Regions from separate parts of the Mus musculus genome. Here region 1 is linked to region 2. The links are chromatin contacts, found by POLR2A ChIA-PET in ENCODE. All regions are on one chromosome and are shown on one strand. The core of a region is the stretch at or near the end of the contact, and the rest is flanking DNA. Distances in the headings are between cores, read along the strand shown.

Region 1 (5,345 bases), core at 364-2,863, 140 kb after region 2:
TCTTTTTCTTTTCCTTCCTTCCTTCCTTCCTTCCTTCCTTCCTTCCTTCCTTCCTTCCTTCCTTCCTCCCTCCCTCCCTCCCTCCCTCCCCCCTCTCTTTCTTTCTTTCTTTCTTTCTTTCTTTCTTTCTTTCTTTCTTTCTTTCTTTCAAGACAAGATCTCTCCGTAGTCTGGGCTGTCCTGGAGCACTCTATGTAGACCAAAGTGACCTTGAACTCACAGAGATCTGCTTACCTCTGCCTCCTGAGTTCTGGGATTAGAGGTTGGCACCATTACACTCACCTAGCTCATTTTGTTTTTAACATGTGCTCTAGGGGACCAAATTCCTGTCCTCACACTTATACAGCAAGCAGGTTGCCAACAGAGCCATCTCCCCAGACCTGACGCAGGTGCAGTTGGAAACCCTCTCTGAGGATGTATCCTGTGAGCACAGATGGAATAAAAGGAGTAGCTTGTAGTTTATACTACCATGAAGATGACCATGAATCACACTCCTGTGAATAAATCTTTGTGTATGCTTCTGATGGGTTCTTTGAATCTATTTCTGGTGCGGAGTTAATGAGTCAGAAGAGCAAATGTTTTAAGGGTCTCGCTTGAAACAATGTGCTGAAGCCTCTCCTGTTATTGAGCCTTCTCTTTAGAGCTAAAAAGAAGCAATTATCAAAGACCTAGATTTCAAGGCATTTTAAGTATGTACTTAACCTTTTGTCATGTTAAAGATTTCAGGGGCATTTATACCAGTCTCTCTGAGCCTGGCTGTGGCCACGATCCTATGCAGTCCTTTCATCCTCTAGTTCCACACCCCTCCATGCCATTCTTTATGCTAGAGCTGGGTTAGGTCATGGAATTTTAGTGTGAGAAACGACCCAGATGATAACAAGTCCACCCCATTTGCTAGTTGGGAAAACTGAGACCCAGAGATACTCCTGAACTGCTCAAAGCCTCATGGTAAGTTCTTCCTGGTCTATAAAGGCTCACTCTCCTGGTTTCTGCTTCTGCAACAGAGTCAGTGGTAAGTGAAACATCCATGTGGTGTCTCATGGTGTACAAACGGCAGGCAGAAGTTTAGAGCCAATGTCACAGATACAGCTTGCCAGATTCACCTGTCCTGCAGGTGGCGGTGAACATTAATGTCACTAGATAGTAGATGTGGTCATAGGACAGTGATGGGTAATGTGACATTCAAATGTTAGTGATGACCACTGGTGACAGAGCAAGAGACGTCCCCACATCAGATATGGGTCCCCGTGGGAAAGGTCACTGGTAAGGCCACCATGGCCTTGGGACCTGTGGGCCTGAACAGAAGACCTCAATGGAAAGAGGCTGGTTTTTAGCCCATAAGAATCCCTGCAGCTGGGGAAGGAGTCACATAAGGCCACCCTGAGGCACAGAGACTCTTCAGCCCAAGTCAGGGGATAGACAGAGAAAGCTGCCCGGCTGGAGGCCTCTGACAGGGTCAGCTTTCATGGGCTGCCAGGTCTCTCCAGGGAGGCCAGCTGCCCAGCCCAAAAGGCTTGGGCCACCCTGACACGTGAGAGAAGACTCTTGTTCTGTCACCGCTCTCCTCGCTGGGCTGCGTTCCAGGCATGCAGGGGAATGGCGCCCAGCAAGGGGAGGAGGTGAGCTGAGAGAGGGGAGGAGGAGGAGCAAGCTTCCCAGGGCAGACTTCCAGGAGGAGGGAGTCAATGCCAAGAGAGAAAAGAGAAGATTTAAGGTTAACTCCGGTTCGGTGTTTAACTATTACTTTAGACTTGAAAAGCTAAAATCTGAAAGAAGGCTTTTTTTTTCCAATTCAAAGGCTTTTTTTTTTTTAATTGCCTCAACCCAACCCAGAAGTTGTAAGCCTGACTTAGTCATTGAGGGGGACAGCAGAGTTCTCCCTGTTGTAGATAACACTTAAAATGACATCAGGAGACTGTTATGTTTCTCATTGCTCTGATAGACTCCCTAACAAAAGAAACCTAAGAAGAAAAGTTCATTGGTAGGGAAGCATGCGATCTGTTGTGGCAGGAAAGGCAAGGCAGGAGACCGTGGTCAAGAAGCAGAGAGATGGAAGCTGGTGCTCAGCCTCCCCCACCCCACCCCACCTCACCCCCACTTTGCCTTTTCAGTCCAGGACCCTAAGAGATGGTGCTTCCCACATTTAGGGCTATTTTCTTCTCAGTTAGCCCTTTGGGGAACACAGTCACAGAGTGGCTCCTATGTAATTCTGAATCCGGCCAAGGTGAGAATGAAGATTACCATAACAGAGACCCACAAAACTCAGGTTTCTGCCCCTATTGCTTTCATGGGGGTAAATTTGTAATAGTTAAGTGATGATAGATAGATAGATAGATAGATAGATAGATAGATAGATAGATAGACAGACTGATGGAAGACAGATAGACATGCCTCCTGCCAACTGCCCCTGCCTCATGTTTTTCTGATGCTGCGGTTACACATGAGGTTGACTTGAGCTGCTTTCTGGCTGTCTTTTTTACACACAGTAGAGTTTCAAAACTAACCCTTTTCTGCGAACTGGTCTCTCACTCTACTTTCGTGCACTAAGCTACGAGCCAAAGTAATGTTTAGACTCCTCTTCCAAGTTTCAGCTGAATGTTGCATTTCTTAAAAGTTTTTTTTTCTTTTTCCTAAAATCTTTTCTTCTTTTAGAGCCCCAGCAACTTGCATGACCAAGGTCAGTGTCACTCGGAAGGCAAGCTTAACTCACAACTGCATCCACCAACTTGTGTCTGTAAGCCATAGAGCTCCATGTTCTCTCAAGCCCTCCAGGGCCTTCCCCAGTCGTCCACTCCTCAGTCATCCATTCGGTCGCTGTTGGGCAGCCTGCCCTTCCTTTACAATTATTCTTCAGAGTTCTGGAGTGCACATCAGGAAGCTGACTGACAGTCACTGCTCTCACCCCACCCAGGATCGTGCGGATGTAGAGTTACCTCAAGCAGGATGATCCTGGCCTTGTATTCAGGATACACCAGAACAGGAGTGCTGTGGCTTGAGTGTTCTCCCTGAAAGTCATGCCAAAACTTAATTCCCGTTGTGTGGTGTTACGAGAGCAGAAACCTAATACGACAGCCTTTGGAGGGTGGGACATTTGGAAGCTAAGGTTAAATGAGATCAAGTGATGGAGCCCTCATCCAGTAGAACTGTGGCATTATGGCACAGGACAGACCTGAGCACACATGTTTACATTCAGTCCTTTTCACTAGGAGCAGGGCTCTCACTCTGTACTGACTCACCACAGAGACTCACCAGATGCCAGTGCTCCCCACATCCCTACTCCACTCCTACTCTTCACAGAAGCTCCAAGCAGATTCATAGTACCTTAGGGTGAGGATTATAGATTATTTCCTTGCTACTTTCAGCTTCAGAGCCTCAGCCAGCCTTGCCCTGGTACCTTCCAATACACAGGTGCACGTGAGCGTTAATATAGGACCAGAGAAAGGACCGGTGATCTCACAGCAAAGCTTTAACAATGGCTGCGGCTTCTGTAATAGACGATCCTTTTTTCTTTTGTCTGCTGAGAGATCTACTTTCTTTGCATTTTTTATTGCTGTGGGTCTCACTTGCCTTGTAAGGTTTTAACGTTATGCAACAACAGATAATTGCGTCACGTGGTGCTTTCATTTAAAAATAATCACTTCAAATATCAACAAGCACTGGTAACTGGGAGGCCTCCAATCTCTTCTGCTCGTCCTGTAAGTCGCAAACCCTTGCCTGCTCTCTGGCTCTGTGCGACTCATTGCCCTAATAGGAAGCCAGGAAAAATGGTCATCAGTGAATCCTACTATGTGCCAGGTGCAACTGCTGGCCCACCCTCCCCACAACTTTGGCAGGCACTCTCATTCCCACCAGGGTTATGACACCACAGTGGGTTCCAATGGATACCAACCACATCACACACATGATCAACATCAAATGAGTTGTCAGTGACACAAGGTCTGCTTGAAGCCAAGCATTCCAGAACTTTCCAGGACACTGGTGAAGGCATTAGTTTAAGACTTCCTCAGACACCAGTAACAGGGCTCCTCTCTCTCTGGGAAGCATCTTTTTCTTTTCTTTTCCTTCTTTCTCTCTCTCTCTTTCTCTCTCTCTCTCTCTCTTTCTTTCTTCCTTTCTTTCTTTCTTTTTTTTATTCCAAACTCCTGCATCCCGGAAGCAGCAGAGAGCTGGTTCTCAATTGCCACCACCCCACCACAGCTACCACCACCACCAGTTCAGGAGCTTGCCAAGAGTCAGCCAAGCATAGACAGCTTGTATTCAGAGTTGCTGTGGGTCTGCCCCACCCACCCCACCCAACCTCCTGCAAAAGCTTAAATCTCAGGCATGGAAAAAAAATCAGACAGGCCATCTTAGGCTAGGGGGAGGAAAAAAAAAAAAAAAAAACTCCCAACCAACAGCTGCTGCCTAATTGGCTTTCTAAATAGTTAGAGGCTGCCAAGTGCAGAAATGAATTAAATAAGCCTTTTCCCCCCTCCAGGGTGGAGCAGCAGGCTCCGGGGCTCCACCCAAGTCACACCCTAGTTGCGGCTATTTATAATATCTAAAAGCCAGATGGAACCTGCCAAGGGGAACAGAGATCGTGACAAAAAGCATAGATCCAAAGCCCAGCCCTCTCCTGGAGTAGACACAGATCTGGAGGGGCCCCTAGGGACTGTGGGGGTTGCAAAGAATGGTAGAGGGATTGAGCCTTTCGCAGAGTCAGGTTTCTCAGCTGCAGGTACCGATTGGGAGTAGGGTGATGCGGGCTGTACCTGCTGGATCCAGAGGAGCTAGGTGATTCCGACAGTATTTGTTCCCTGGGCAGCTTGAGCCCAGTTAGAAGGAACAGCAGCCAGATGTGGATTTGGCAGGTGAAACAGCTGGACTGCTCCTCCCCTCAGCCAAACAGAACCTGGAGCAATATGGTCCATGGTAGTCCAGAGTGCTTCCAGGGAGCTGGGGACAAATCCTGATTTCTTGTCTGTGAGATGTGCTTGTCAGTAAACCCTTGGAGGGTTTACATCCTTATTTATGAGACACGGGCTGTAATCAAACCAGCCAGATGGGATTTTTGAGAACGTTAAACATGCCCTAAGTGCTCAGGATAGTTTTGCAGCAGAGGCCACAGCTGTTACTATAGGATTTGATGTCTGGACTCAAAAATGCCTCTGTGTTGGCCACTGTGTGCTGGTCTCTGGTGGGTTGAGTCCCCGTGTCCCTGCTGGGCTGAAGCATCTTAAAGACAGATTGAATGTTGGCTGTCTCCTTCCTGCCGATGAACAAAGGCTGGTTTGAGCTAGCAAATCATCAGAAATAGGCACCTGATACAATCCCGTTCACATCTGACTTCCCAGCCCAGCTGTTCT
Region 2 (5,297 bases), core at 272-2,771:
GCGACGGGACCAATCAGGACAGTGCTGGCTGTTGTGCTTGCTTAGTTCTTGAAAATGTTATAGCATTCTTTTGTCTTTTCCTTCTTGGGGGGTGGGGGGTGGGGGAGCGGTTTAAGGTAAGGAGGGGAGGGTCTAAAAAAGATGCGGGTGAACATCACCTCACCAGCTTTCATGGAAGTTTCTGCCCTAGGACTGAGGAAGAAGACAGCAGCCTTTCTGGCCCTGAACTTCTCCAAGTAAAGTGCTTGGGGAAAGGGGACCTATGTCTCTCTTTAGAGTAGCCCAAGTATATGGTACAGTGACATGGAATCAAATAAACGCATTCTTAAGGTTGGATCTTGCCACGACTTAGGCTGTGTGTTTTGAAACCGCTTAGCCAATGACCTCCCACTGTGCATGTGCAATGGAAACCTCTGTGTGTGTGTGTGTGTGTGTGTGTGTGTGTGTGTGTGTGTGTGTGTGTGTTGACCATGCGCCTGTCAACAGGAGAAGTCAGCCTGTGGTATTGATGGGAAGAGTGAAGAGGGCAAGGCCACAGAGCTGGTTTCCTGGGAAGGCCAGCCTAGGTCAAGGTCTGAATGCCGTATTCGGTACCAGTGATGATGGGTCTGCCAGCAATCCTTCATGGTAAATTAAACAACTGGCATTTGAAAACATAAGTCAAAATAAACATTTAACCTATTTATTATGTATTTATTTTACAAATTACACTGGGTGTGTTTCCAATGCAAAAACACACACACACACACACACACACACACACACACACACTCGGGTACCCTCTTAAGTAGAGAGCACATTTTAAATTAAAATTTTATTTTAATAGGTCATTTATTTCTACAATTCAAAAGTCAAATTTTAGAACACACTGTACCTGAAAGGTCTTGCCTAAACCTCCCTCACATCATCTGATTTCTTCAGGTTCTTTTTTTCCTTCATCGATAACCATTTTTTTAAATGTTACTTGTTTATGAAATTCTTGTAGATTCAGAGCCTGACCGTAAGTTGAGTCGCACACGGTTATGTTTTGAATTGGGTCTCTTTAAGTGGTATCTGGCTGGCCTAAACAACCTGCCTCTTGCCGGGGACCCCCAGGGACCACCGAGGACCCAGGAGATGGGCTACAAGAAAGAGAACCTGAGAGTTGAAGCTGCTATAGGGGAATAGGGTGACTCCATATGTTCTTCAAGAATCCAGCCAGACGAGGCTGGTTCGTCGAGTGAGTCCTGGGATTCTTGCCTGCTACTGATGGGAGTTGCTGGCTAGCTTCACAGGGAAAAGCTGTCTCAGGGGAGCTGCAAGGAAGCCCGGGACAGGTACAGGTCAGATCACACAGATCCAGCCCTCCCACAGCTTAAGGGTTTGCTCGGAAGAAAGAACCCCATACAGAGCTGGACTCTCCAGAGGTTCTCCAGCTTGAACAAGGCCGATCAGCTGGCAGGCAGGGGTAGGCTGCAGAATCAGCTTTTTGTCTTGTTTGGACTTCTGCCAGGTCTGTTGCAACAAAGTGCAGCCAAGGGCAGAAGTTTCCCATTTTGGGGGTGATAGATGCTGGAAAGCTGAGAGTCTGTGCACGTCTGAGGCTTGAGAGTGATGATCTGTTCCAGAACTTTCTCCTTGCCTTGTACTTACTTGTCTGATTTCTGTGTCTTCACCCTTTTGTGTTTGTCTGGATTCCCAAGGCCCTGGACTAGGATCTACCCTAAGTGCTTCATTTTAACTTCACCTTTGTAAAAAGAAAACACAAAAGCACCACTTATGAACAAAGCTACATTCTTGAAACATTGTTCAAAAATTACTTATAAACAAAGCTACATTCTTGAAACATTGTTCAAAAATTTATAGAAACATCTTGCATGGAAGTGAGGATACTATTGTGGTTTGAGTGTGCCTCCCCCTCCCCCCCCCCCAATTTCATGTGCTGAGAGCTTTCCCTCCATTCATTAGTTGGGGGCATTGGGCTTGATACTAGATCATTAGGACAAGAGAGTGCTGCACTGCAGGAGTGGGTTACTAGGGCAGGAGTGCTAGACTTAGTAGAAAAACACGACTGGCCTCTTGTTCACATGGCTGTTCCCATGCAATCTCTAGCTCTTCTGCCTTTTGCCATAGAATGACCCAGAATGAAAAGCAGCCCTTGATGAAATACCTTTATCAAGGAGTCCCTGGCCTCTAGACAGTGAAAAAAAAATCTCTCTTCTTAAAAGCTGCACAGTCTGAAGAGGACAGTGGTGGTTCATGCCTTTAATTCCAGCACTCCGTAGCTAGGGAGGTAGGAAGATCTCTGAGTTTGAGGCCAGCCTGGTCTATAGGGTGAGTTCTTAGACAGCCAGGGCTTTACAGAGAAGCCCAGTCTTGGGGGGGAAAATTACCCAGTCTGTGAGGATTCTGTTAGAGCAGCACAAAATGGACCAATAGACTCTAGCCTTTACTTTTTGCTTATTGTTTTTGGGACAAAGTCTCATTTCATAGCGCTGCTGTCCTGGAATTCACTATGCAGACCACGCTGGCCTTGCGTTCACAGAGACCTACCTGCCTCTGCCTCCTAGTCGATGTTTCAAACCAGATTGGAACTGGAAGTCCTTTTACCTCTACCTCCAAAATGCTGGGTGTGCAGGCATGTACCACCATGGCTGACTCGAAAGCTATTTCTCAAGAGAACACAACTGACATCGCTGTCACCTCTTTGTACCTTTGACTGTGTCCACCTGCCTACAAAAATGCTGTCCTCACACCATTCTATCATGAAAAACCAAGCCACACCAGTCTGGGAACATGTCCCGTTCCTCATCTGTGTGACACGAGGGAGGCAGTGTGAGACCCCGGAGTGTGATCACTCATTGTGGCCTCTGTATATGAAATACAGTATGGTCTTCATTATGGAGAATGGCCCTGCGGTTCCAACAAATCTTTCATCTTTATAAAATCCCAGGTAGGGAAGCTCTCCCTCCAGTCACAGTCCTCTATGCCTAGATTCTATGAAACTGCTTGTGACTTGGACTCAGGTTTTCTTTACCTACGCTTTGAGATAGAGACTATTCTCTAAGGTCTGCCCGGGCCTTGGGTGTGATGGCCTTGGATTAATTTTTTTTTTCTCTTTGTTTCTGTTAAATATGGCCTGGCACCTTTCCTGGGACGCTGTGACAAACACTTCAGACCCATTTGTGTTGCTGGGTGTGGCTTTGCCTGCACCTCCTCCTCACAAGGTGAAAACAGGAGCTGAGTGCCACTGGAGGGAGGGATTCTGCTCCCGGAAATCCCCCATGGAGCCAATTCCGTTCCAAATCTTTCTCAACACCCAGAGGAGAAGCACAACAGCTGGTAGCTCCCCCCTGCCCCCCCCCCCATGATTCTATATTCTGGGACTGGAGGGACAGAGTGTGTGTGTGTGTGTGTGTGTGTGTGTGTGTGTGTGTGTATAAATGTATATTAACGGATCTGAGGTTGAAAGTTAAGAAGTAGATTTGGAGCCTCAGTTGGGTCCACAACTCTGGTTGCGCCTGGCCCACCCTCGTTAGATCTCTTCACTAGGCTTCTACTGGACGGTTACCATGAGAAGCAGAGACCTAGGACACTCTGAGAAGCAGAGACCTATTACTTTTCTGTCATCCTGGCCTTCCAGAGTTCTTGAGTTCCAGTCCGGTGCCCCGAGTTTCTGGGCTCCATCCGAATGAGGAGTGAGTAGAAGCCAAAAATGCTGGCGAGCTGAGTTCTCTCAGTACAAGGAGGAAACACACCACTGTGAGGAATCAAAACTGTTCAGCCACCTTCCTCACTCACAGGGTCCCTCAAGGGACCCAGAGAAGGTGGTGAGTGTAGTCAGGGTTAGGTTATTTGTTCTTAGGCAAAGTTAGGGAAAATCAAGGGGTCTCAGGGCCACCTCTCTCTCTGGTGTTCCCTAGGTCCTTAGCTTTCCTTCTCTGGCTCCACTTCTGACTCACCCCACCGCAGCCCTTGTCTTTAGAAGTACTAGAGTTTACAATGGCCTTCCAGGGAAGGTAAGAGCTGAAACTGGGAAAGGTGTAGCAGCCTTTGACCTTGTGCGACCCTGGTCTGTGACTCACTTGCTGGACTCCCTGGCTGTTCCCATTCCTGATGGAGGGATGCCAGAGCTCACATGGAAACAACACAGGCCCGAAAGGAGGGCTGAAGTGAGGTTGCAAGCTAACTCTCCCAGCACTTGATACAAAGTGATGTCTTGGTGGAGATGGTAACAGTAACCCCCAGGGAGCATCCCTACCAGATGCCATTCCACTGCAGCGTGGCAGTCATTGCAAGAGGAGGGTACTGTTTCAATTCCCATTTTACCCCACCACAGTGAGGTCCAAAAGGCAAAGTTAATACAGAGCAGAGCTGGGTTTCCAGTCCTGCAGTTTGTGCTCTGAACTAAGAAAAATGTGGGTATTTGTTGTATAACCGAGAAGGCAGAGTAAAGTCAAGTGCCTTGTCCAAGACTGCACAGCCTGGGAGAAACAGGGATGAGATAAACAGCTCCCCACCCTGACTCTAGACTTCTCCCCAGGCGTAGGGTGGGGCGGTTGAGGGGTGGAGGAGGCAGGATGTAATTGCATCTTGCATCTGCCTCGCCCTTCTCCACCTCAAATTTCTACCTTCCTCCTGAAGCTGTGAGCTCTCGTTTCAGGTGACAGGAAGCCACTGGAAAAAGAGCCAGCTCCGGAGTGATCCGGTGAAGAAATCAGAAACCTGCCAATCCAGGAATGAGTCCAACACGCCCTATGGGACTGACACCTGGCTGCCCAGGTAAAGTGTCCAGATGCCCTAGGCCAAGAGAGGTGAACACTGGAGGAAGTTTCCAGAAAGTCCAATGTGAAGAAGTAGAAACAAAAAAACCCAAAGACTACGCTGTGATTTAAAAGACAGGCTGCAATCAGTGTCTCTTAGTTGGGAAGAGCCACTCAGAGAATAATGAGTAACCTTTTGTTGTATCAGAGAGCTGACACTGACTGGGCACTTACTGTGTATCAAGACCAGTGCTACAAGTTTACCTCAGGGCTAGAGGTGAGGAAAATACATCAAAGTTTAGTTGATCCAATAAGAGAAAGATTCTGGTAGTTTCCTTACTCCACACCCACTTTTTTTGTATTCCTTAATTCTTGATGACAGGGCATTTCAAAGACAATTTAAGAAAATATTGATGGGACTGGTGATATACCTTGGCTGTAGAGTGCATATCCAGCGTGCATCAGGCTCTGGTTTGATTCCCCATCACTGTGTAACCAACTATGGCAGTACATGGCTGTAACTCCAACACTCGAGAGGTAGAAGTGGGAGGATCT

The links. ChIA-PET counts read pairs that join two places held with the same protein, here RNA polymerase II (POLR2A).
Region 1: POLR2A ChIA-PET joins it to region 2 with 11 read pairs in Patski. The contact joins two enhancer-like sites. POLR2A ChIA-PET finds 5 or more read pairs at or near these places in 2 of 5 experiments (Patski and embryonic stem cell).

What each region holds. Positions count from the first base shown.
Region 1 is chr5:64,363,844-64,369,188 of GRCm38, reverse strand. No RefSeq gene overlaps it. Among named protein-coding and RNA genes, the nearest start is that of Gm43837, 11 kb to the left of the region's middle. Within about 2 kb of position 1,613, at least 1 of the 3 ENCODE cell types and tissues checked has a DNase peak (open chromatin) inside an H3K27ac peak, as active enhancers do.
Region 2 is chr5:64,499,860-64,505,156 of GRCm38, reverse strand. It overlaps Gm52815 (a long non-coding RNA gene), which reads right to left. Exons shown (of 3, transcript XR_003955927.1): 2 at 5,174-5,297; 3 at 1-1,726. Among named protein-coding and RNA genes, the nearest start is that of Gm52815, 6.8 kb to the right of the region's middle. Within about 2 kb of position 1,521, at least 1 of the 3 ENCODE cell types and tissues checked has a DNase peak (open chromatin) inside an H3K27ac peak, as active enhancers do.